Regions from separate parts of the Homo sapiens genome. Here all the other regions are linked to region 1. The links are chromatin loops, found by intact Hi-C in ENCODE. Cell type or tissue: endothelial cell of umbilical vein. All regions are shown on one strand.

Region 1 (8,000 bases):
GTACTCTACCCATTAGCTTGTGGCGTGTGATAAGTCAAGAACAGACCTGATTTGTCCCTTTCCTTTCACATAATGATCATCATATTATTACTCCCTTAGCTTTTCAGGCCGGACAGGGGATAACATGCTTTAGCAATGGTAAGAGACGAGGAAGGATGCCCCGGCTCTGAGGCAAGGTGTAAGCAAACGCCTCTGTGCCCCATTTCCCCCTCTGTGAAAAAGAAAAGCACAATATTTAACAACATCGCCAAGCTATTGTGAGAATTAATTAGATTTCGTGGGGGAAGGGAGGTGAGATGATTAGGCATGATTCAAATTCAAAGTGTCATTATTTTGTGTCTAAAAATAATCTTGATTTAGGAATAAAATTAATTTGGAAGCTCAATCTTTGGTGATCATCTTCCCATACTTAAAAAAAGGCATAGTTTTAATCAAAATCTCATTCTAACTATAATTCAATGAAGTAAAAATGGAATTTCCATTCATCTTTGAAGTAATACAGCCACAGTTCATTTTTTTCTTTTTAGTTTTTCTTTTTTTTCCTTAATAACACATTATGTGTTAAAAGGTTAACTTTGTGGAATGGAGTAATATAAACAAATACAGATATTGAGCCCACTTTTTTTGTTGTTTCGCATGAAATATTTGTGAAACACTTTAAATCGCTTCTCTAAAGAATCGATAAGCTATGTTTTCTGGTTGAAATAACTTTTCAGGTTGTTTCTGCAAAATTCCATCTATATTTTTGTTCAAGAACTCATCAGTTAAAGAAGATCTTAGTACTCCCCAAATTAAAAAAAAAAAAAATCCTGGATATTTAAGGCTATGGCAAGGAAAAAAAAAATCACTGAGTTCGTTGTAATCCCCAAAACTAATGTAACAGATTCATTAACTGTGGAAATCTTCATGAGGAGTTGAAGTTGGTATCTGAGAAATATCTGGGTCTATGTACCTTCGAAAAAAAGGAAAACATTCTTTAAAATAGGTAAGAGTTTATAATCTTGGGAACTTAGATCATATCTGTCAAAAAAAAAAGTTACACTCAGGGTTTTTGGTGAATGAAGAGTTTGGGCTGGAAAGGAACTCTATCAATATTTATTTCGAACTGTCCAGAGGAAAGGAAGACCGCATAGTCCAGTTAGCAGGTATGTACTCTGTATAGAGAAGTAGGACTAATTCTCTTAATTTTAACATAAGCCCTATTAAAGTTTCCCGTAAGACCTACAAATACTCATATTAGACTGTATACTCACCAAGGAAACTTTTGATTATTCATTCGATTGCCCCGGACCCTTGATACTGGGGACGGATGTACCCTGTAGACAGAGAAGAATAATCCAGTCATTGAAAAAGCATATTCCCAATTGCAAATTTAAAAAAATGGCATGTTTTATAAATAATTTCTTTTAGAATTGCTTAATACAAAATCCCCAGAACTTGAACCCCTCTTAGTAAATGATGCAATTAAATTCCTACGCCTGCAAATCTGTGGTCCTTTTTTCCTTCTTAACCACTCTCAAGACAACAGGTCTGTCATAATGTTCACTCTGAAGACTCCCAGAGGCAGGACTGATGCATTCATTCAGTCCAACAAAAGTGACTGAATACCTAACCCTTGCCAGGTACAAGGGTGGGTAAAAGTTATCTAAGGTATGGTGCCTGAGTTCAGTGAGCCCTCTTTGTACCTGTTCCCATGAGGGTGGGCACAAAGAGGTGTCTAAGTGCCCTCTCCTTCACTCTACCACATTTAAAACTCTAGGAAGCAAACAACGTTATTCAAATGTGCTGTGACAGAATCTGCAGGCACAGGGAAGGAAGGAAGGGTGAACAGGTACTCCTAGGAGGAGTACATTCTGGAAGTGATGTGCTACACTGGACTTTGAAGAAAGTAAAGTCAATTCAAAATTTTAGCCAGATAAAGGAGAAGTGAAGAATATATTGCTTTCCAAGCTTCCAGGATTGGACTTATCCACTGGAAACAGCTTAAAGCTTCCGGGAACTGCTGTTATCTTCTAATCAAAGCCTAGCTAGTAAACCTCCGCCTCTTTGTGGGTCACTAACCGGCAAAACAATACGCCCTACTTCCGGCTGCCAGCTTCCTGTTATGGTCTGTCTTTAGCCAGGATTTGTGAGATCCAAGCAGTCTTAGCTTGTATTACCTTCACCCTTTATGCTTCATACATTGCTCTTATTTACAAGAAAAAAAATGGGGATATAAAACTGGTCTTAAAGTCCAGTTAGAACCAAGGTTTGTAAGAAACCCAGTTCTCTGTAGTTGTTTAATAAGTGAAAATCATTCCAAAACAGATAATGCAGTTCCAGCCCCGCCTAAGGGCCAACTGCAGTCTTTCCCTAAACCCAGAGCCAGACTGCACTTTGCACTCGGAAGGCTTATTTCTTCCAACATCCCTTATTAACATTCTTTTCCTCACAGCGCTTCTCAATGGCTGCTGCAGCTGAGCTGCTCAGCACAGATTTTCTGCTCGGCATGGGGGAGGGGGTGTTAATTATGCAGAAAGATGGAGAGAGGCCAGACAGCCCCTCTGGTGAACTGTCTCATTCAAGCACGGCCCACTTCCTGCTGTTTTGCAGCTACAAGGATCACCTGTTGGTCTCGGCGTCCAGCCAAACTGGGGCCTAGTGGAAATGACAGACTCAGCTAGAAATGAAAGCCAGTTCATAATCCAGTATCCTAAATTGGACAAAGAGGGGGAAAACGCAATAATAGTACATAAAAATTATACGAAAGGCAGCAAGCGTAATTTTTTCCTCTTTTATTCTTTTACTTTTTTACTTTCTGTCTGCTTGAAATACAATCCTTAAAATGGATATTTGAGCCAAAAAAGTTCTCCCCAGTTAAAGCCCCCTGACCTAAGAGGAAGTGCAGGAAATTCTCCTGAACTTTCCCTATACCCTCACTGGGGTATCAGAATCCTAACTATTTAAATAAAGTTTAATCAGCCCCAAATACTCACAGTTCTTTAATTTGTTCTCTATCTTTTACACATTTACTTTTTATATTGTCCCCTCCTTAACCCTAGGAGTACAAAGAAACTATTTCATCATGAAAATTCCACTGGGTGAAGTTTAATGACAGAAGTATTCTCTTATTGATGCTGTTTATTGCATATATTAGTGAAGAAAAAGAGAGTCTGTTTAATCCATAATTACAACATTGTCTAGGTATTTGTATCTTTTAGGAAAATTTCACTGATCCATAGATCAAATACTGCAAATGGAGAATTTCTATAATGGTTTAGCAGTCTCAGGAAAAGAATTCCTTAGGAAAGTCTTTGGAAAAGAAGTCCTGATTGTGTATATGAACAAATAATTACAAGGTTTCCTAAATTAAAAAGGTAAATCAACAAAGCTTTATTTCTGTCCTCAAAGGGAATAAGTACACTGATAACTTGGCACATACTTCATCTGATAAAGTAGACCATAAGCCTTGCACTTCACCAACCCCCTATATATTATTTCTTCAAAAGGATATGGCATGTTTTTTTGAGCTCAGTCTTTAACCTGTGACACTTTTTGCCATCTTCTGCCTTCTTTCCACATATAGAAGCCAGGCAGGTAGCAACGTCAAAACCTCTGTAGGAGAAACCACCACCTAATCTGCATGTCATGCATTATTCATGACCTCCTGATTCTTGCACCTGCATCTAGGCAGGAAGCTTGCAGGGAATGTTCATTATTCTTCCCTTAGCCTCACACAGGCTCGATTACTGCTAAGCCACTTTGTTCTGTAACTAAGGGGTTCAGGCCTTAGTACTAACTGCTGGATGTGGAAAGAAAAAACACCACGCTGAACAAAAGGGCAATCTTGGTTGTTGTGTAACATGTATTGAATGTGCTCTTCTGAGACTGACAGTTTGTCAGGTAGAAATGCTCACATTTGGTGATTTACATTACATAGAAAACAGGGAAGCTATACCATTAGGGCCATGTGTACCAACTGTTCTATTTATATACACTTACTCATCTGGAGCAGAGAGCATGTTTATAATTTTACCCAGTGCAGAGCTTAATTTAGCTTTCTTGCTAAGCATATGAGAACTTTTTAGATGACTTAATACAAAAACGGCTCTTTCTTCTTTGGGTATAAGCACCAAAGAACCTGACTCTCAAAACCTTGCATCTTAATGACTGCCATTTATAGTTAATCAAGAGAATACCATCACTCTGGTTTTCAATGTTTTCATAAACCTACCTGAGTGGCACCCCCTGGTGACTGGAGGTGGGATGCAACATCTTGATTCCCAACACAAATCATCAGCACTCATGAATTGCTGGGGGAAGGATACTGGTCCCACTTTACTATCTGCACCACAGAAAAGCTGTGATAACTTAATGCAATCTTATCATCCCAAATGGAATTAGGATGAAGTGGTTAAGAGTGAAAATTGTGTGACCAGCCTGCCTGACTGAATCCCAGCTTCACCGTTTACCAACGGTGTCATCTTTGGGCAAGTTATTTAACCTCTCTGTGCCTCAGTTTCCTCATCAGGGCAAATGGAGGTAATAATGGGGCCTATTACCTAGGGCTGCGAGGTTTAAATCAGTTAACAGCTATAAAATCTTTAGAATGGTGCTCAGTACTTAGGAAGCAGTCAATACATGTTAGCTATTGTCACTAGCAGTGCTGATTAGACATGAAAGGATGGGAAGTCAGAGGATAGAGCTGGACTATCCAGGTAATTCCAGGGGATTAAGATTACAAATATGCTCTACAGAGCCTGCAGTCTTACCTACTGTGCTTATACAACTTTACTAAAGGCGAGAAAACAAACCAAGAAATAAACATGGGCAGAATAATACAAACCAAAAACTATGGCTTATAAGGTATGGCTTACTCTCAGGCAGCTCATTTTTTTCTGCTCTTTATTAGAAGACCTATCTTCTGTGTACTAAACTGCACAGTATTTAAGTTATGACCCATTCAAGAACAAGACAGTAATCACGGCAATGCAAATTTGCACCCATTTACAGAGCCCTTACTATTTGCTTGGTATCATGCTAAATAATTAAGACATATTATCTTAATTTATCCTCATGTCATTACTGTCCACATTTTATCTTTGAGAAAATAGGCTTAGAAGATTAGGTAACTTGCTGGGGTCACGTAGGTAGTAAAGAGAAAAGTCAGGATTTAAACACAGGTACGTCTGACCTGTCTGACCTGTCTTACATCATGGATGATATAAGATTATCATCTGATACTTATATATATTCCCTCCACCCAGCCCAGAGGATGTAATAAGATGAATTAGCACCAGGGTCTTAAATAGGAAATTTTCCATGTATTTAAGCCCAATTGAACATTTTATAATATAAGTAGATATAAAGTGGAAGTAATGGTTTTCTTGGACTAAATATGAAGCATGTGGGTACTTATAAGAAGCACAGTCATAATAATATACTTTATCTCTTTAATTGTTTATGAATGTTCCTTGTTATATTAGCATTGCTATTTAAATACATAATGTACAACACATGTAAATTTTAGAGGGCAGAAATTAATTCTAGCTATAGCCATGCTTCCTCACATTCCATTTTCTCTAGAATCCAATGTAGTTGGTATCCACACCGCTCTGATGAAACTGCCCTCATCACAGCCATCAATAGTCTCCATGTTTTCAAATCTAATGGTGAATTCTTAGTCCTCAACTTCTCAGCAGCAACTGACATAAATTATCACTCCATTCTTGAACAGCTTCTTTACTCAGCAGCCAAGACATTCTTCTGGCTTTCCTCCTTTCTTTCTCCTTTGCTTGAACCTCCTCCTCTCATTCTTTCAAACTCTAAATGTTGGCATGGGCTAGTTGTCACTGTCCTATAACCTTTCCTCTCCACTATTTAAACTCACTCTGTAGCTAAAAGAGGCTCCAACTGAGCTACCATCATGACCTTCCCATCCACATCATCACGACTCCCAAATGTCTACCTCCAGCCTTAGATCTTCTCTGAAAACCAGACCCAGGTTTCTTAATATCAACCTTTCTCTGAAAGAAACAAACAAAAAAAAAGATGTTCCTTCTGGTATCTTCTCAATTTCAAAAATGTTGGAATTATTCACTCAGTTGCTCAGGCCAAAAACCCTTAGAATAACATGTGAGTCCACTTGTGCTCACACCCCATAAATTAGAGAGGCTGTTTCATACTGAGAAGAATGAGAATAAATGATTATTCCACAGACCAATGAAATCTTTCTTGTAGGACATTACTCATCTAGCAAGACTAGATATTTTATACCAAGATTATAAGAAATTATTATGTACAAATACGTTCTTTTTCTAAAACCATTTAGGTTATATAATCATTAACCTATATTTTAATTAGGTTAATGATTAAATGATTATCTATACATTGTGCAAAGCATTAAACATAATACATACTTTAACAACTCAGTTTACTACATTTGCTGAAGAAAAGATTAACCTAAAATAACTCCACAATTACTAAATATCAGAATTTTCCTATGCAGAATTATATAAAAGATAATTTAAAAATAATTCTTGGTATTGCTTTCTTCTTACACTCGGTTGTACTGAATACAAGTTCTCCTGATGATTTAGGTTACTCTAGATGTTATTTTAATATAAACACACTACCCATGACCAAATAAAAATATGAGTGTGACCAGTGTTTAAATTCAGTGGGCCTATTTTATTCTCAGGTTTTCCTCAGGCCAGTGATTAAATGACTATTAGAAATGCCATATATTTTTAAAAGGTTCTCCATCTGCCTTTATACTAAAATTTCTCTCATGAAAAGCCATTTATGTTACTTTTAGAAAAGTGGGCTGAACTTAAATATTATATACAATTAATATGTGAACTTTTTTTTTTTTTTTGAGATGGAGTCTTCCTCTGTCACCCAGGCTGGAGTGCAGTGGTGCCATCTTGGCTCACTGAAACCTCTGCCTCCCTGGCTCAAGCAATTCTCCTGCCTCAGCCTCCTGAGTAGCTGGGATTACAGGCATGCGCCACCTGTAATGGCTAATTTTTGTATTTTTAGTAGAGATGGCGTTTCACCATGTTGGCCAGGATGGTCTCCAACTCCTGAACTCAAATGATCCTCCTGCCTCAGCCTCCCAAAGTGCTGGGATTACAGGCGTGAACCACCATGCCCAGCCAATATGTGAAATTTTTTTTAACTGCTTACTATAACTCTTATTCTAATGTCATAGACACTGAAAGAGAGAAGTTAAACTGTGCTAAAAATATTACATTTTGAAGGAAACATTAATTTCTGATATACACCAACAGAATGAGGAATTCTAAAAAGAGCATTTGGTGTGCAATTATAATGTATTAATTAATCCTGGCCCTATCTCCCACCATCCCCACTTGCTCTCTCTGGGGCAGTGACACTAGATGTTCTCCTCTCTCCCTGCTAAGGTGATTAGCTGATGCTCAACTGTAAGATGCCCTCCCTAACCTCCAGGTCTTGGTGAACTTGCTCTTAGTTCTCATGGCACGGGGTACTTAGCATGGGTTAACTCAAGATTATATTTGTTAGTATGTTTAGTTTATGTAACCTGTCTCTCCAACTAGACAGCATATTCCAGGGGACAAGGGAACTTTTCTCTTTTTGCTTACTGTCATATCTCCAGTACCTGGTACTAAAGTAGGCACTCAATAAATAGCTGTTGTATTATTGGCCTGATTTTCCTACTAAACTACAACTTCCAGGATGGATGCAATGACCATGTCTGTCTAATAAACTATTGCATCCTCAGAGCTTATCATAACACATTGTTCACATATAATAAACATGTAGCATAGATGCATAAACATTTGCTAAACAATGAGTATAGAAAAATATAAAAATGTTTTATGTTTAGAAATCTGAGCAATCTCAGTGAATTTACTGAAAACCTCCAGAGCACCTAAAGCATCAGTAATTGAACATTATTAATTCAATCCAACAAACTTCACTCAACAGTTACTATATGCGAGGTCTTGCATTGTAAGCAAAATAGGATCCCTGCCCTC
Region 2 (8,000 bases), 810 kb after region 1:
TACTTCTTACTCTTCCCTTTCCTTGATGTACCCTGTCTTCTTTTCTTAATCCACACTGTGTGTGTGTGCTCCATGTTTAAGAGCATGGGTCAGCCTAGTACTGTAACTACTAAGCATGTAATTATTTCCATGGATCATTCTACTGCATGAGGTGTGGTTAGATGGGACTGTAAGTTCTTACTACAACCATGTCAGACACTGGTGGACGAAGCCAAGGGGAGAAAGAAGAGCAAGGGTAGTAACTGTGTGCTTCGCCCAGCACATGCTGAGCAGGGCATGTGTGACTCAGGGGTTAAATCTCCCACCCAGAAACTGTGAGTTGCTCTGTCCTTGCATCAGCATGTCAGCATTTTATGTATTCAGAACTTAGAAATCTCTTTTTTTTTTGTTTGTTTTCTTTTGTTTTTGTTTTTTAACCCAGAAATATAAAAGGTACTTTTGAAACACTAATCATTCATTTTCCTCCTTATTTTAAGCAGTAAAAATACACTTAAAAACCATTTCATTAGTGAAAGGAAGTTTAGAAGAAGGGAACAGAAAGAACTAGATTCTTGTCCCCCTCACCCCTTTGGCCAGTTAGAGAACAGATTAGATACATACCAACATTATTTTAGTATTTAGGAAAATAGCCACATTGCATCTTCTAGGTAAATGTTGAGGTGGGCTCAAAATGGAGCTGTGCACAAAAGAGTCACATGTTGGGCAGAGTGTAAGCAATGATGCCCTGGTAGTAAAGTGACGGAGGACAAAGTCTGCTCATTACTTAATCTAAAATTGAAGCTCAATGTCTTGATCATTCACTTTTTGAGGTCAGGAGCCCTCTGAATTACCTTTATATAACAGCGTCTATCAGCCTATTACAACTTTATAAAAAGGGCAGCCAGGTGCAGTGGCTTATGCCTATAATCCTGGTGCTTTGGGAGGCCAAGGATAAGGATCACTTGAGACCAGGAGTTTGAGACCTGCCTAGGTAACCTAGTAAGACCTTGTCTCTACAAAAATTAAAAACTTTTAAAAATTAGGCTCCTGTGTGCCTGTAGTCCCAGCTACTTAGGAGGCAGGGGCGGGAGGAACAATTCTCCTTGTCAAAAATAAGCAGTCCTCTTCCCAACCACACCCTACCTTCATCTGGAGGTTTTCAAGGCCTCTAGTATTAAAAGCTATGTAATGCAGCCCTACCTGGCATTCTCTGCAGAAAATTTAAGAGAAGCAGAAAGATGCAGGCTGTGATGAATCACCTCACCCTAACTTTCAGCTCAGCGAAACCAGGTTTCTCTTGCCCCAGGCAAGATGGTCTCCCTTCATCAGTACACTTCAGACTGAGGAACTACTGAGAATACGGGGAGGTGCATTGAATAACAGCAGGAAAATACTGAATGCGTAATTATGGAAAGGTTAAGTGAACCTCCCTGTCTTTCTCTCTCTTTTTTTTGTTCTTCCCACCCTCAATGCTATAAAAGGTTGCATTTGGACCTAAAAAGTGCTCCCACGCCTTCAAACACAGTATGCTAAAGAGGCATTTGTTTCATCCACGAAGAACCCGGGCTCCGTGGAAAGGTTGCTCCCGTGACCACTCAACCTCTATTTGAACAGAATCTTCAATGGCCAGAAACTCAGAAGTACCTAGAGTAATTGGGGCTGCAAGGAAAACGATGATGAAACAAAATGCATTCAAAGCTCTCAGCTGCCTTTCGAAGAAGATGAACGTAGTTTTAAATGGAGGCTTTCTTATTTCCTTGCTAGTGTGGGTCAGCAAGGGATTACGCCAGCAAGATCCTTAAAGTCACTGGAGGTGCTTTTGGGAAAGAAAAGACGTCTGCTCACCCCCACTCCTTAGGGGATTTAGTTTAAGCCTTAGAAGGCATTTGTTTCTCTTGCTTCAAATATCGTTGTCTTCATTTTTTAAAAATCCTTTGAAAACGATGGTCTTGATTTGGCTTGTTTGAGAATGTTCTTTTTCCATTTACTTTGCTACTTAAGGGATTGGGAGAGGCAGCTGTTCTGATGAGCATTAGAAGAAAACCTTTTCCCCAAATAGAAGAAACCAAGAAAGAAAAATAGTTAGGACTTCTTGACATTCTATGTTGTGATTGTTACATGTTTGCAACTCGAAGAGGGACCTGCCCTATAAATATTTGTAGCTTATTTATACCCAGAATATACCGCCAAACTGTATAAAAGAGGTAATAACATGTAGGGAATGAGGTGACCGGTAATATTTGCTCCACTGATTGGCGTTTAGAAAGAAAGCAGGATTAAAAGCAGGAGGAGACAGAAGTTCAGGCCTGAAGCAATGCATTTTTATCAGTGACGGATATCAAATTTTACCTTTGGGCTGGGATTTGCACCTTACTAAATCCATATAAACCTTCTCTCAGAAGCCCGAACTCAGTTTGTATTTCAACTCCACAGCTGGATGGATGGCAAGGAAACAGATAATATTCTGTCTGTAAATTTACTGTTTTTCACTCGGGAGGTGGAAAAAATTTTGTTTTTTTCCAAGAGAGGGATAATAATTCCTGGGGACCTGAAATACAGACTTTATTGCAGTCTGATAAATGTTCTTCACTTTTCTGGTCTGGAACCGCAAGATCCCATTTGCCTTTTTACGTATGTTTTAAAAATCACACACTTGTCTTCAGGAGAGTTAAAAGTTATGTGTATTGGGTACGTACTGTACCACTTCGCATGTTGTACACATCATACATCTCACATTGAATCTTCTCAACAATCCTGATATTTATTATATTTTATAGATTTTATAAATGAGAACATTTAGAGTCAGAGAAGTTAATTAGCTTATCTCTGCTAGAATGCAGAGGCTAGAAAGCAATCGTAAGTTGGTCTGATGGCCTGATTCACGCTCATCTTCCCAAACACAGAGTTCAAAGTCAACCATGAAGTATGATTTGAGAATCTCCAAGTTTTTCTCTTCTGGAATACCTGCGCTGTGCTTTCTTCTTAATAGTGTTCCCAGGCAGGCCCAAGCTGCTCTGTCAAGGGACCAGAAACTTCTCTCAGCTCTATCTTTCCCTCTGCGTTTAGATGAGACCTGCTTTCTTCTCCCGCTGGTGATGATCTGGGCTTCTGTGGGTGACCAACTCCAGGGGGCGCCGCGCACACAGCCTAAGGCAGCCTTGGTGGGGACAGTAAATCCTCCTTAGGCTTTTCTTTTAAATGGTTCCAATTTGTTGTTGTGATTGTGTCTTACCGATGTCATATTTGAAGCCACTTTGTCACATGGCCTTTTGCCTCCTCTTCAGGGTTATCAGTAATCTAATACTGTAATTCACCTCTTGGAAGGGAATGTAATGTGTATCAGGAGCTCCTGTTATAAAAAGGAAAATTCACCAATGGGGCAATGTGGTGGAGGAAGGAGGTTGTCTTTCACAGCTGGAAGAATTTTTTGTTTTTTCTGACTCTTTTCAGTATTTTTCTGTCTCCCTAGTGACATTGGCCAAGTCACTCATGCCCTTGCAAGCTTTTTCCCCCTATATTTGTTCTGCCTATTCCCAGGCTTGTTTTGAGAACTAAACAAGATAATAGGTGCGTACAGATTCTGAAAACTAAAAGACACTCAAAAAACTCTTATATTTGGTGTTCATATTTATATTTCAGAAGCATAGCTCTGATCATATCATTTTTCCGCTTTCAGACCTTAAGGATTCCTATTACCTGCAAAATACATGTAATGTTTGAACCTCATATCTGGTAGCCTGCTTCCTCTGGTCCCCTTATTTCCGATTGCTTCCTTTTATTCATCTGCTGTTCCACTCACTCCAAGCTATTGAGTGATCCTTCTACTTATCCTGAGATTTCCTACCTCAGTGCCTTTGTTCATGCTGTTTTCTTCCTCAAAAGCAGCACTATTCAGTAGAATTTTCTGTAATGATAAAACTGATATGCACTCTCCAATATAGTAGCCACTAGCCACACATGGCTATCAAGTACTTGAGTATTGGCTAGTGTGACTGAAGAGGTGAATTTTTCATTCCATTTTAACCAATTTAAATTTAAATGTCCACATGGATAGTGGCTACCATGTTGCACACCACCACAGGCCTAGAATATTGTTCTTCGCTATCATTTTATGTTCAAATAATACCCATTTATCATTATCCAGTACATAGGTCAGGTTATCCTAAAAGCCTCCATTTGTGCCCTTCCTTGGACATCTTTCTCATCATCTTCTCTTTAACTCTATCTTGGCATTGGTTTTGTAAGTTGCATTTTGGATTTGCTTATATCTCATCTTCCCTATTAGGTGATAGATTCCTTCTGGTGGAATTTGATCTAGTTTAGCATTCCTACAACGTTGACACACACAAAACATTTGGGGAGAGACAGACTATCATTGCCTGTCCCAAGTGACAGTCACTCCATCACTCATTTACTCAATCAGCCCTGCCACTTGTCTCCACTGGGTGCTGTCAGGCCCATGTGAAATCAGAGAGTTCAGACAATTAACCAAGGAGTTGCTGGGACACCGGATCTTCAGCCCACTGACACATCCTTTTGTTTTCCTAATGGTAGGTTGTTTGTACTTAAAATGAGCCTACACTCTGTGAGCTCCTTGTAACAAATATTTCTGAAGACTAGTCCCCTGTTTTCTAGGCACAGGGGATGGAGAGAAACAGAAAACCACTCGGCTTTGGAAGAGCTCCCAGCATCTCAAAGAGAGGGAGAAGAGAGGCAACTCGGAACCTCACCTGCAAAACAAGGGTGGGTGGTATAACCCGCCCTGTCCCTCTGCCTCCCTAAACAAGAAAATCTCTTCCGGTCCTTTGAGGCGAGCCACTCTCTCCAGGAGCTTCGGTCTGGAGCCACATCAACCTAGGAGGAAGGGAAGATGACAAGCCCAGCGTGTAAATGTCCTTTCTTCCTAGCAACAACATTTGAAAGCATAGACCTTAGTCAGATGGGACACATTTGGCAAATGTTCAGGCGTGCAGCATTTCAATTGATGAAATTTCTTTGTGGAACCCTGTTCCCAAGGGCAGGGAAAATTGGAGAGTGAACAATTAGATGCTGGCGCGGCCCGGAGAGGCTCGCGGATGCCTGGCCGCGCGCCTCCGCGGGACGTCAGCGCCCGCGGCACGATCTGCTGCTGTCACTATCAGTATCCGGCAGGAGCCCGCCCGCCCCGGCCCGGCCCCAGGCCGTGGAGGAGGGGGGAGGGTGCGGCGCAGGAAGCTGAAGATAAGTCTCCAAATCGGGCTAAGCTGGGAGTGGGGACAGCGAGGGGGAGGGCCGGGAAGCAATGAAGTCAGAGGCACAGCAGCGACTGCAGCTGAATCAATTTGGAGATAAAAATAGTGCCTTGCCGCCCCTGCCTCTGCAGTGATTTCATAAAGGTCTCAGCTGCGTTGGAGAGAAAGCCAGCATGTGTGTCCCTACCCCCTTTTCCAAACTGGTGAGATGAGCAAAACAGCAGCGACAAGGAGAGCCCAAATGCTCTTCTTCATCTTCTCCCTCTGTCTCTTTGTTTTCCTATCTCCCACTCTCTCTCCCAAAGACCCCAGAAGCGCCCCTTGCTTCACCTGTTCCTCTTAATGGGATAATTAAAGATTAGGACAAAGAGATGAGACCTTCACAAGCTGAAAGAGATAGAGATTCTAGACAGTCATAATGAATCCAGATGGCACTTTCCCCTGACTTTCAACCCCTGAGACGTCAACTAGATGACTGACCACTCCAAAGCCTGAAGGTTAAACACCCTGCAAGAATGGGTCCCAATAAGTCAGACCAACCTCCTATTTCCATATGGGAACATCTCTTCCTGAACCTTAAGAGAAAACAAAACCTGGGATGGCCAATTAGTGTGACTGTCCCAGGAGACACAGATTTAGGGCTCAGTTTCTGTGACGGATGCGAGAAACCTCGAATTGGATCTGAAAAGGACATGAAGTGAATAGAGCTTTGGCACTTCACAGAGTGATTATCCCTGCAGTGCAAGGAGGTAACCTTTCTGCTGCTACATCCTGACATTTGCATGGAGGCAAATGCATCACTGGTAATTGCACCTGAGTGTCAAAGCCACTTGATGTGTGTGTTCCGACCAAGGTATGAATGAGAACTTTAGCGCTAGGGAATGGGAGGCAAAGAAAAAGTGCAGACAAATTATGGGAGAAGAGATAATGGAATTGGCCATTAAAAATTAACAGCTTGGATTGATGTTTCTTTCACACTCCTGCAAAAGGAATAGGTTCAGATTAAATAATACACTGCTTGTGAAAGTGCCTAAACTAGTGTCTCTCTCTAAAAAATGCTACTTAGTAAATACTGTCCTAGATGCTTTCAAAATGAATATGCTTATACTCGCTCAAGAGGAAACATAAAACTAGGACTATTTCATTGAAGCCAAGAAAATCAGTTTTGTAGTGTATAGGCAAAATGTTCAAAATAGAACCCATACATCTTCTGACTTTAGCCATAGACCTTCAATTCAGTAGGTATTAAATACAGGACGTGGAAGCATAATAAAAACATATGACCCAAAGGTCTCTTAAACTGTGGGGCCCAAAGTGAACATCTTGTTGTTGGTTTCACATACAACTCTGAAATAATTTCGTTCTCTCAAAGGAAGAAATAGTTCCTGTTAGAGAATGAAAATAATGTTGCCAAACTCTCCAATTTGGCAAATATAGCAAACTATTATCAGCCACATTAGGGATCTGGCTTTCTCATGGGGACCTATTGTTTACAGAAATATCTCAGCTGAGAAATAAGCAAACATTCCCCCTGAACTACTGTGATACAATTCATATGGCCTTTCAAGGATATTTACAACCACTGAGAGGAAATCCATGGAAAATTTAGAATCACTACAAAGGTCCCTTTTGGTGCTTCTGAAAATTTTGATGCCTTTTTGAATATCCTGATGACTATTTTCCCACTGATGAACAAAGACATCTGAAGCAAAGCCAGTTTATGCTGTGCTGGGTTCCTACTACAAATTAGTGAAAACAGAGCATGCTTAGGATGAACGGTGTGTACTTGATAAAAATACATTACGATTTTAAATACAACTGAACTGTGTTTATTTTCTTATAAAAGCATATTTTTAAATCTGAAATACTTTTTGTAATTCAATCAAACAATCTTAATCTTGTGAGTATTTGAAACACCACTGACAATTTTACAGACCATCTTAGGAACACACTGGGATTTCCTGCTTCTGGTTGGATTAGGAGAGGGCCAAAGCTACTTGACTTGCAAAGTGCTGGTCTGTGTCTAACTATGGTAGAGAAGGCTGTGATGTGTCAAAGGATTCAATAAGAGTAGCAAAGTTGTGTTGGTCCTTGTTAAAATTTAGTCCAGTTCTAAGCTTGGGAAATAAAATGCAAGATTTTTTTTTTTTAATAGTTCCTATCATTAGCCAGGACCTTCACCATACTGGCTATGTAATGATAAAAATGCCCAGTTTACCTGGCAGAGGTTAGGAGTGAAAAGAGCTACAGACAACAGTGAAGGACAGAAGTACACCAGACATCTGTTTCCAGCACTATGGCAGGAGGGGATAAAGTGGACTGCCCTACCTCCTGTAATCTCTAACATGTAGATATGTTGTATAATATTCTATCTATCTATCTATCTATCTATCTATCTATCTATCTATCTATCTATCTATGAAAGGAATAATGGGAATCTTCAGATGCAAAGAGGAAACTCAAAGCTTGAGAAGTCTGCATACGAGCCTACACTGGGGCAGCTTTGGGGTGATGTAAGTTTCAGTCACAAGCCCAATGCCGAGGCCTGAAATTTCATTGCCCATGCAGGGTCAAAGGCATGACAAGGAACTTGTGCAAGGAAAGGGGGTAGAAATGATGTTCTTGCATAAGGCCAGGACTTAGGAAGGGTTGCCTACTCCATGAAAGGAGGATTAGAGAAATCCTTCCCTCTGGACCAAGGAAGACATGTGGAGTGTGTGAGATGTTGAAACAACACTGCTCATTACAAGTGTCCAAAGCCAGCCTGTACATTACTCACAACCTATGTGG
Region 3 (8,000 bases), 62 kb after region 1:
GGTATGACTTCCTTGGGCTTCAGGTATGGCCACTGCATTGGAGTTTGTTTGGTCAGACCACTTCCTGAGCCCAGGAACTCAAGGCTCTGGCTTGTTTAGGGAGGTGGCAGTGGCAGTATCTCCGGAAATGACTCTTGAAGAACAAGATCAAAGTTAAAATTCTGTCTCGAGACAGTCCAGGTGCAGCAAGTGAGAACACTGCTATAGTATACACTATAACACCAAGAGAGCATAGGAGGTACACACTAGTCTTCTCTGCTTTCCCAACTTTAAACTGGGCTTACACTAACTTCTTTAGAAAGCCCATTTTGGTTTTGTGAAAAGAGACATTTTCTAAAGAAGATAAGAGCTATGACAGAGGATGAGGTCTTGGCCTTTGCCAGGCAAATTTCTGATAAATTGCATGGTGCTTGAGGTTGCTGTGTGTAGTTGTTTAATAAATAGAAAGGTTGGATACTGTCTTTTGTAATATAAGGAAAACAGATTTTCTACTGAAAAAAAACAGAGAAATTCATACCGCTCTAATAATATGTATTCTAAACATCATCTGGCCTTGATTTCCTTGACCAAAGATGCCAGGTTACCTCCACTCTAAGCACCTGCTGTCCCTGAGGCTAGCTGAGATCTGAGATCCAGGGTGTCTCATTACACCCCAACCAAACCCATCTGCTAATAAGAGAGTAGCTAAGCTTTCTACATGCCTGCCACATTTAAGCTATCAAATAAGATGTCAGGGGCAAATCAATCATTCAACATTTTTTTTTTTTTGAGATGGAGTCTCGCTCTGTTGCCCAGGCTGGAGTGCATTGGGACGATCTCGGCTCACTGCAAGCTCCGCCTCCTGGGTTCACGCTATTCTCCTGCCTCATCCTCCCGAGTAGCTGGGACTACAGGCGCCCGCCACCACGCCTGGCTAATTTTTTTGTATCTTTAGTAGAGACGGGGTTTCACCGTGTTAGTCAGGATTGTCTCTATCTCCTGACCTCGTGATCTGCCCGCCTCGGCCTCCCAAAGTGCTGGGATTACAGTCATGAGCCACCACGCCTGGCCCTTCAGCATTTTTATTTATCTCATTTCTGAAAGGAGAACTCCCTAAATCTTGAAAATCATTTCTTCCCACTGTTTCTCACATCCAACTATTCTTCATATAAAAGAAAATATAAACAACCATTTAACATAGGGTCTAGTACTTGCTCCCTCATTAACTCGCTTATAAACTTGTTACTTACAGATTTTCTTTCATGTCAAGTCATTTCTTAGTTAAGAAATTCCAGGCTTACATAAAATGGCTATTTATTTTCCCAAAAGATTCAAAATATCTAAACATTTCGTGGTATTTCTTTTAGATCATTAAGTTAAATATCACAGAAAGAGCTGAAAGCTCCTTTGTATTTTTTTAATTCCTATTTTGTTTCCTTCTTCCACAGTATTCTGGTGTATATCCTTCCCATTCATATTTTTGGCCCTTAACTACATATATGTCCATGAACAATACCTACAGTTTTGCTCTTTTTAAAATGGCATATAACAATATCATATCTACACACACACACACACACACACATATATATTTTTTTGAGACAGGGTCTCACTCTGTCACCCAAGCTGCAGTGCAGTGGCATGATCTCGGCTCACTGTAGACTTGATCTCCCAGGCTTAAGTGATCCTCCCATCTCAGCCTCCAGAATAGCTGGGACTACAGGTGTGGGCCATCATGCCTGGTTAACTTTTGTATTTTTTGTACAGATGGGTTTCACCACATTGCCCAGACTGATCTTGAACTCCTGGGCTTAAGTGATCTGCCCACCTTGGCCTCCCAAAGCACAAGGATTACAGGCATGAGCCTCCGCAACTGGCCAACAATATGATATTTCTATTTGATTTTTTCATTTAACATTGTATTTTTGAGATTTATTCATACTCTTTCATTTAATAGTAAAAGATACCATTTTCTAAATGGAGCAGTATTAGTTATCTATCCTTTTCGTGATGAAAAATTAATTTGTTAAAAATATTCACTATTACAAATGCTGCTGTAACTTTCTTCATAGTATACATCTGAGAATTACGGGGTGCCCATATCAATTTTACCAAATATTGCCAAATTGATCTCCAAAGTTGTTGAATCAATTTACACTCACATTAGTATGTGAATACCCACGTTTCCCCATACTGTTGTAAGACTTAATATTTCCAGATATTAAAATTTTTCTGAAGTCTAAAATTATTCCATGTTGTCAATTCTCCTCCCAAATACAAGATTGAGCATGCTGTAACTATCCAAAGAACACTCCCACCTTCCCCATTTATCATTTGGTCCAGAATTTTTTATTTCTATTTTTATTTATTTTTTATTTTGAGACAGAGTCTCTGTCACCCAGGCTGTATGTAGTGCAATGGCGCAATCTTGGCTCACTGCCACCCCTGCCTCCCAGGTTCAAGTGATTCTCCTGCCTCAGCCTCCCAGGGAGCTGGGATTACAGGCACCCATCACCATGCTCGGCTAATTTTTGTATTTTCATTAGAGACAGGGTTCCACCATGCTGGCCAGGCTGGTCTCAAATTCCTGACCTAAAGTGATCCGCCTGCCTCAGCATCCCAAAGTGCTGGGATTACAAGTGTGAGCCACTGTGTCCGGGCCCATCCAGAATTTTGGTGCATGTTTTACTATCAAGAGTTAATTAAAAGTTATCTTCATGCATATATTTATCTACATTTTTCAAACCAGTTCTAAGCTCTCCTTTCCTTTTGGGTTTTTCTGTTTGCAAAGGTATATTCTTTATGAGTCTTATCAGCATAAGACTCATATGTGTGGGCACTAAGCTCTCAGTCAATGTATGTCTGAATTTTGTTTTTTTTTAATTTCACTCTTAATGGAATTTTATTTCAGCCCAGTACAGAATTTCAGGATCTTTCAGCCCTTTGAGGAGCCTATTGCATTGCTTTCTGGCATCTGTTGGTGCCCAAAGTCTTTTCATTCTTAAATTCCTTTGCAGACAAGCTTTTAAGATTTTGTTTAGGGAACTCATGCTTGACAATTTCACTGTACTATATCTAGATGTGAGTTGATTTTTACTGAGTTTGTCTAAAATCTAAGATTCATAATCTCCCTTAATTTTTCCAAATTCCAAGACATCTCTCTGAAAGTTGCGTTCTATCTATTCTGATAAATGTCATTTTAGATATACGTCTTTTAGATATAATGTCTCTTAACTTTTCTTTCATGTTTTTGTCAGCTTTTCTACTTGTGCCAGAACAAGAACCTGGGCATTATCCTAGATTTATCTTTTCCTTTATCCTTGACATCCAACTGGCCAACAAATTCTATCACATTTCCATTCACACCACCCTGCTCAGGCTCTCAGGAATTCTCACGTGGCTTCCTGAAATAGTCTCCCTCCCTGTATTTTCAATACATTCAACCCTTCATGCCCAAAACTTTAATGTTACCATGTTAAATCCCATCTACTTCCAAGTTTCCTATGCTTCCCTGTAGAGTTCAGTAAATAAATCGTTAGCTTGGCACAGAAGGTCTGTGATAACTACATACATGAATACTGCCCTTAAGCTTCATTTCCGCTTCTTTTAAGTACTTTTCATTTGAACAATACCAACTTATCTACTTGTCGAATCTATCTACCAGGATACAGTATGCCCTTTTGTATTTCCAAGAGTGCATTTTTTAAAAACTGCCCTTCCTTTCCTCCATTGTTACACAGAGAATGTAACTAATACTTTCTTCTGAGAAACAGCCTTCTCCTGAAGTGATAGCCACACCTCACCGCCACCCAACACCACCACCGAGTATACTGCCCCTCTTCCTTTGCAATCCACCTCTGTGAGCCTGGGTTCACTGGATTACAGAGCTTGTCTCACTGTGGCTTTTTTGTCTGCTTTATCCATTTGACTGTGAGTGTATTGTGGGTACTGTACGTTGTGCATGTGGTTAAATCATGAATGTGTATTAATCACATGAATAAGTGAATAGAAAGAAATACACTGCACAATTCCCGGGTAAAGCAAAAGGCTGAAAAATTGGAGATTAAAATTTAAAAAAGAAATCTTAATTTTTGAATCTGGCAGGCCAAATTTTATTTAGTTTTGACAGATGAGTCAGAGAGCAACAAACAAAATAAATCAGTACTGTAATCAACATATCTGTTTAAATAATAAGGATATTTTTCTCAGATGTTACAAGATAGAGGATAAAATTCAAGAGTTTTATAACAAGTCAACTAGTTTCATTTGGTTTATAAAGTTCTAGGTGGTATCATTTTTTAATAAAAATATATACATGTCCACATATATCTGTCTCTGTATATGTGCATTTACATTTATACATAGATGCATAAATAAGGTCTAGTACCAAGTTCTTCTCTGAGCATATTCTAATATGCCCGGGTATCAGATGGACACTGCATTCTGAAACTTACAAATATGCAAGGCCTCTGCAAATTCTGACTGCCTGAACAATAACAACTGACTGAATAGTAATAATATGGCTGAGCTCCCCAGTATCTTTTCTGGAATAAGGTATGGAATGAATAAATAATGCTAAAAAAGTCTGTGGTGGCTTACTCTTGCTATTAAGGATGATTGCATTCTCAACGTTCTTCATAATTATAAATATAGAACACAATACTGAAAAATAGTTATAAACCATTCAGTGGCTTATTTAGACTTGTAAATGGACAAAACTGTAATCCTCTGTTTATATCAGATCACACAAAATTATATAGTTAAAACTAGTGTAAATTATGATTGAAAGGAGGTTTAAGTATGAAGGACTTATCATGGTGACTATTAAAGTAATCACAATTGGCCAAGACAGGCAAGAAATGTGCTTGTTAATAGTTGCATTAGTTGCAAGGTGGATAATGAGATAATAAAACACATAATTGGAGGTTATACTATCTTGATTACTGTAGATTATACCAATGGGCACAATAATGCCACTAAGCAGTGCATCACCAGTGAGCACTCATTTGTTAGATGATAAATGGGTAATGATCTACTATAACCATAACTTCCAGAACGTGACAGAAAATACTTCCTATGACATATCATGATACCAACACATTTTGGACAGCAGGCAAGATCTTTCACTCTTTGATAAACTTAATAAATAATAGAGAACTACAAAAACAGAAAAGATACTATATGGCTCTGAAAAGACACTGAAACAAAAACTGGAAAATGCCAGATTTTACTATGAAGCTATTCTCCATAACCAAACACACACTTTATTGAATTCATTTTCCAATTTTGAAGAAGGCATTTCTGAACATCTGCTATATAAGCTTGGATAATTCTAAAACTGTAATGTTATAATGATTATTAGCTATTGGCTAGTGCTCAGAATTTTATTGAACTCATTAATCTAAGAAAAATAAATATAATTATAACAGTAATAATAAATGTTGGCCGTGTCTTTATTTTTGTAGTTTCCCCTTGTGTCTTCCAGAAAATTACTACTACCACAACGAGGCAAGATAGAACAGGCGTGTCTGTGTTGTATATGTCTTTCTAACCAATTCCCTGCTCAAAAGAGCTCTAGGCAGGGGCCAGATATGTCTAAAAATGACATGGATGTCGATCTCTGAAACGCAGTGAACCACACTTTGACTAAATTTCCCTGCACCTAGAAATGTTAACCTACAGCTTAAGGCTGTTGTTTTTCAGGCTGCAGGATGCTAAAGAAATGAAAATACATGATACAGTACTATAATATCAATATTTAGCAACATGGAATTACCTCACGCAATTCATACACACACACACACACACACACACACACACACACGCATACTTATTTTACATACAGAATAGATTTCATATATAATAAATTTTAATCCTTGTCAAAAAACTGAATGATTTAAAAACATAATGCCACCTAATTTGAGGAATTATGGAATTGGATATTTAAAACTGACACATTCTCTAGATAATTAAGGCATACTTTTTAAAGCATCAAGCCTAAGTACAGCAAAATGGCTATGGAGTATTTAGAAATTCTGACTTAATTCAAGGCTCTACCACTCTTAAGCTGTGCCCTTATAAGTGGTACAGAAAGTGATATGAGTCTTAGTTTTCTCATTGCAAAACACTGACAATAATATCTACATGTTGGTTATTGTCAGGCTTAAAGATAACATATGTAAAGCAGAAAGAACATATAAGCACTCTATAAAGGTTATTTAATATTATTTAAATGATTTTTAATAAATATATTTACAAGATTTATTACATACTTTGCTACCTTTTTCAAATGGACTGATGATAATTTAACCTTTCTTTCATTACTAATGGTCATTATTTCAAAAGCAATTATTACGCTGTAATAAAGTATTCTCTCCAAGGACTAAAGCGCCGTGTTAGCCTGTTTGCTCCCATCCAGAAAGACCTTGCTGCAATTATTCAAGTTCTTGTTTTAATAATAATTTTGACGTTTTCTTTGCTGGCTGCCACTTTTTTACCCTCAGTGCCCCTACAGATAAAGGGAGTTTCCTAATTTGGGAAGGGAATTGGCAGATGAGAATCTCAGGAGGTATTCAGCATCTATAAACTGGTAAAGCAAAATCAGTAGATCTATTTTCTTTCAGTAACAAAATCTACAGAAAGAGAAGTGCTACAAAATTTTGTGACTATTGGGCATCCATAAAAATCTACTGAGAAGACATTTTGGGGAACCCAAGTTATAAAAATAACGATTGAGAAATATTCCTATCACTTATTTTTCTTTGCATTTTTATTTGCTATTCTCTACTTACGTGGTTAGAAAATTATATTCACAAAGAACATAACAAATATATCCAAGCCAAGAGTTAAAATGCTTTGAAAGACGGAGGATCTTGAGTCCTTTCCTATAAGTAACATAGAGTACATGTAATGTAGACAACATATTTTGTATCATATGCAGTGTCTGTGTGGGAGGTGACCTCATGGGCTACTTTCCAGTACAAGCACAGTATTCCTCATTCTTTGTGTGCCCTCCATTCTCTACTCTCATTATTTACTCTTTTCCTGGTCTGAAACACTCCTACCTACTTTGAGTACCAAAGCTTTACGCTTCTCCAACTTTCGCCTCAAATGCCACCTACTCTCCCCTTCTTATAATGTAAGACTTCCTCCAGAGTCTAGTTCATGTTCTCTGGAGATTTACAACCTAGGCCTCTAGAAGGTTTCCTCTGTTTAAAAGGTCTCTGTGTTTACAGAGGACTGATTCACAGCATTCACGTCTGACAAAGGCCACACCGGAGATGATTAGGGGGAGCCCTTGGATTTAGCACAGAAGAGACAAAAAAGCAATCAAGAAATTGAAAATGCCTTCTAAACACAGAACACTGGAAACAATTCAGACAAAGCTATTTTAGATTCGTGCTGCGGTTTACTTAATACGTTTTTAAGATCAGAGAACTGAGGAGGAAAACCAAATCTTTGTTTTATGGATGCAACAAATGGGCCCACCATGCTAAATACATCATTTATTCTTTCTCACAGAGAGATATTTAACTCTGTGGTACAAATAAAAGTAGCAAAGTAGCATTTCCCTTCTACTTAAGGTTTGTTAAAGGAAATTTATGCTTTTAAAATGCTCTACAAACACCAAAAACTGATTGTACCATTATCAGCTTTTAAATCAAAACAGCTTGCTATCTGCTAAGGACAGGAAAAATGGTCGATTTATTTCATAAAACTTTATGTACAAAGAGACACTGCCTATGAACTTAATGGAGAGAATATAGAGTCTGGAGAGGTAATTTTTATTACAATTTATAGTGGGATTACTCATACTCCACAGTTTTCAGATTTTATGGCATCATGATGCTGATGCAGTTAACTGCAGTGGGGTAGGAGGCATAATTTGTTTCGCCCTGAGTGGGAAATGAAATTGGCGTTACTATTATATAAGAAACTTAGCAGATTCTATTAATTGCCTGGATCCAATCAAAGCTATTAGTTATCCTAGTTTCACAGGTAAAATATTTTACCTGAGAGTA

What was found. A loop is a pair of places that touch in the nucleus more often than their neighbours do. Peaks named below come from ENCODE experiments on the same cell type or tissue, not always from the same donor. Only the 100,000 strongest peaks of a DNase experiment are listed, where the experiment ranks them.
Region 2: it touches region 1 in a loop (2.3-fold over the local background); 3 of 110 quality-filtered maps call a loop at or near these places.
Region 3: it touches region 1 in a loop (3-fold over the local background); 23 of 110 quality-filtered maps call a loop at or near these places.

The regions. Positions count from the first base shown.
Region 1 is chr13:73,763,685-73,771,684 of GRCh38, forward strand. KLF12 (KLF transcription factor 12) reads right to left here. Exons shown (of 8, transcript NM_001400136.1): 6 at 1,254-1,316. Among named protein-coding and RNA genes, the nearest start is that of LINC00393, 110 kb to the left of the region's middle. RefSeq lists enhancers at 2,307-2,807, 3,801-4,436. In endothelial cell of umbilical vein, a CTCF peak has its summit at 4,239 (motif pointing left); DNase peaks (open chromatin) are centred at 2,187, 2,547 and 3,787; H3K27ac peaks cover 2,500 bases.
Region 2 is chr13:74,570,751-74,578,750 of GRCh38, forward strand. No RefSeq gene overlaps it. Among named protein-coding and RNA genes, the nearest start is that of LINC00347, 22 kb to the left of the region's middle. RefSeq lists an enhancer at 4,209-4,722. In endothelial cell of umbilical vein, CTCF peaks have their summits at 3,117 (motif pointing right) and 3,330; a DNase peak (open chromatin) is centred at 5,151; H3K4me3 peaks cover 670 bases; H3K27me3 peaks cover 195 bases.
Region 3 is chr13:73,825,223-73,833,222 of GRCh38, forward strand. The region is part of intron 4 of KLF12 (KLF transcription factor 12); the gene reads right to left. Among named protein-coding and RNA genes, the nearest start is that of LINC00393, 170 kb to the left of the region's middle. In endothelial cell of umbilical vein, no CTCF peak of the experiment used is centred here; a DNase peak (open chromatin) is centred at 3,599; H3K27ac peaks cover 848 bases.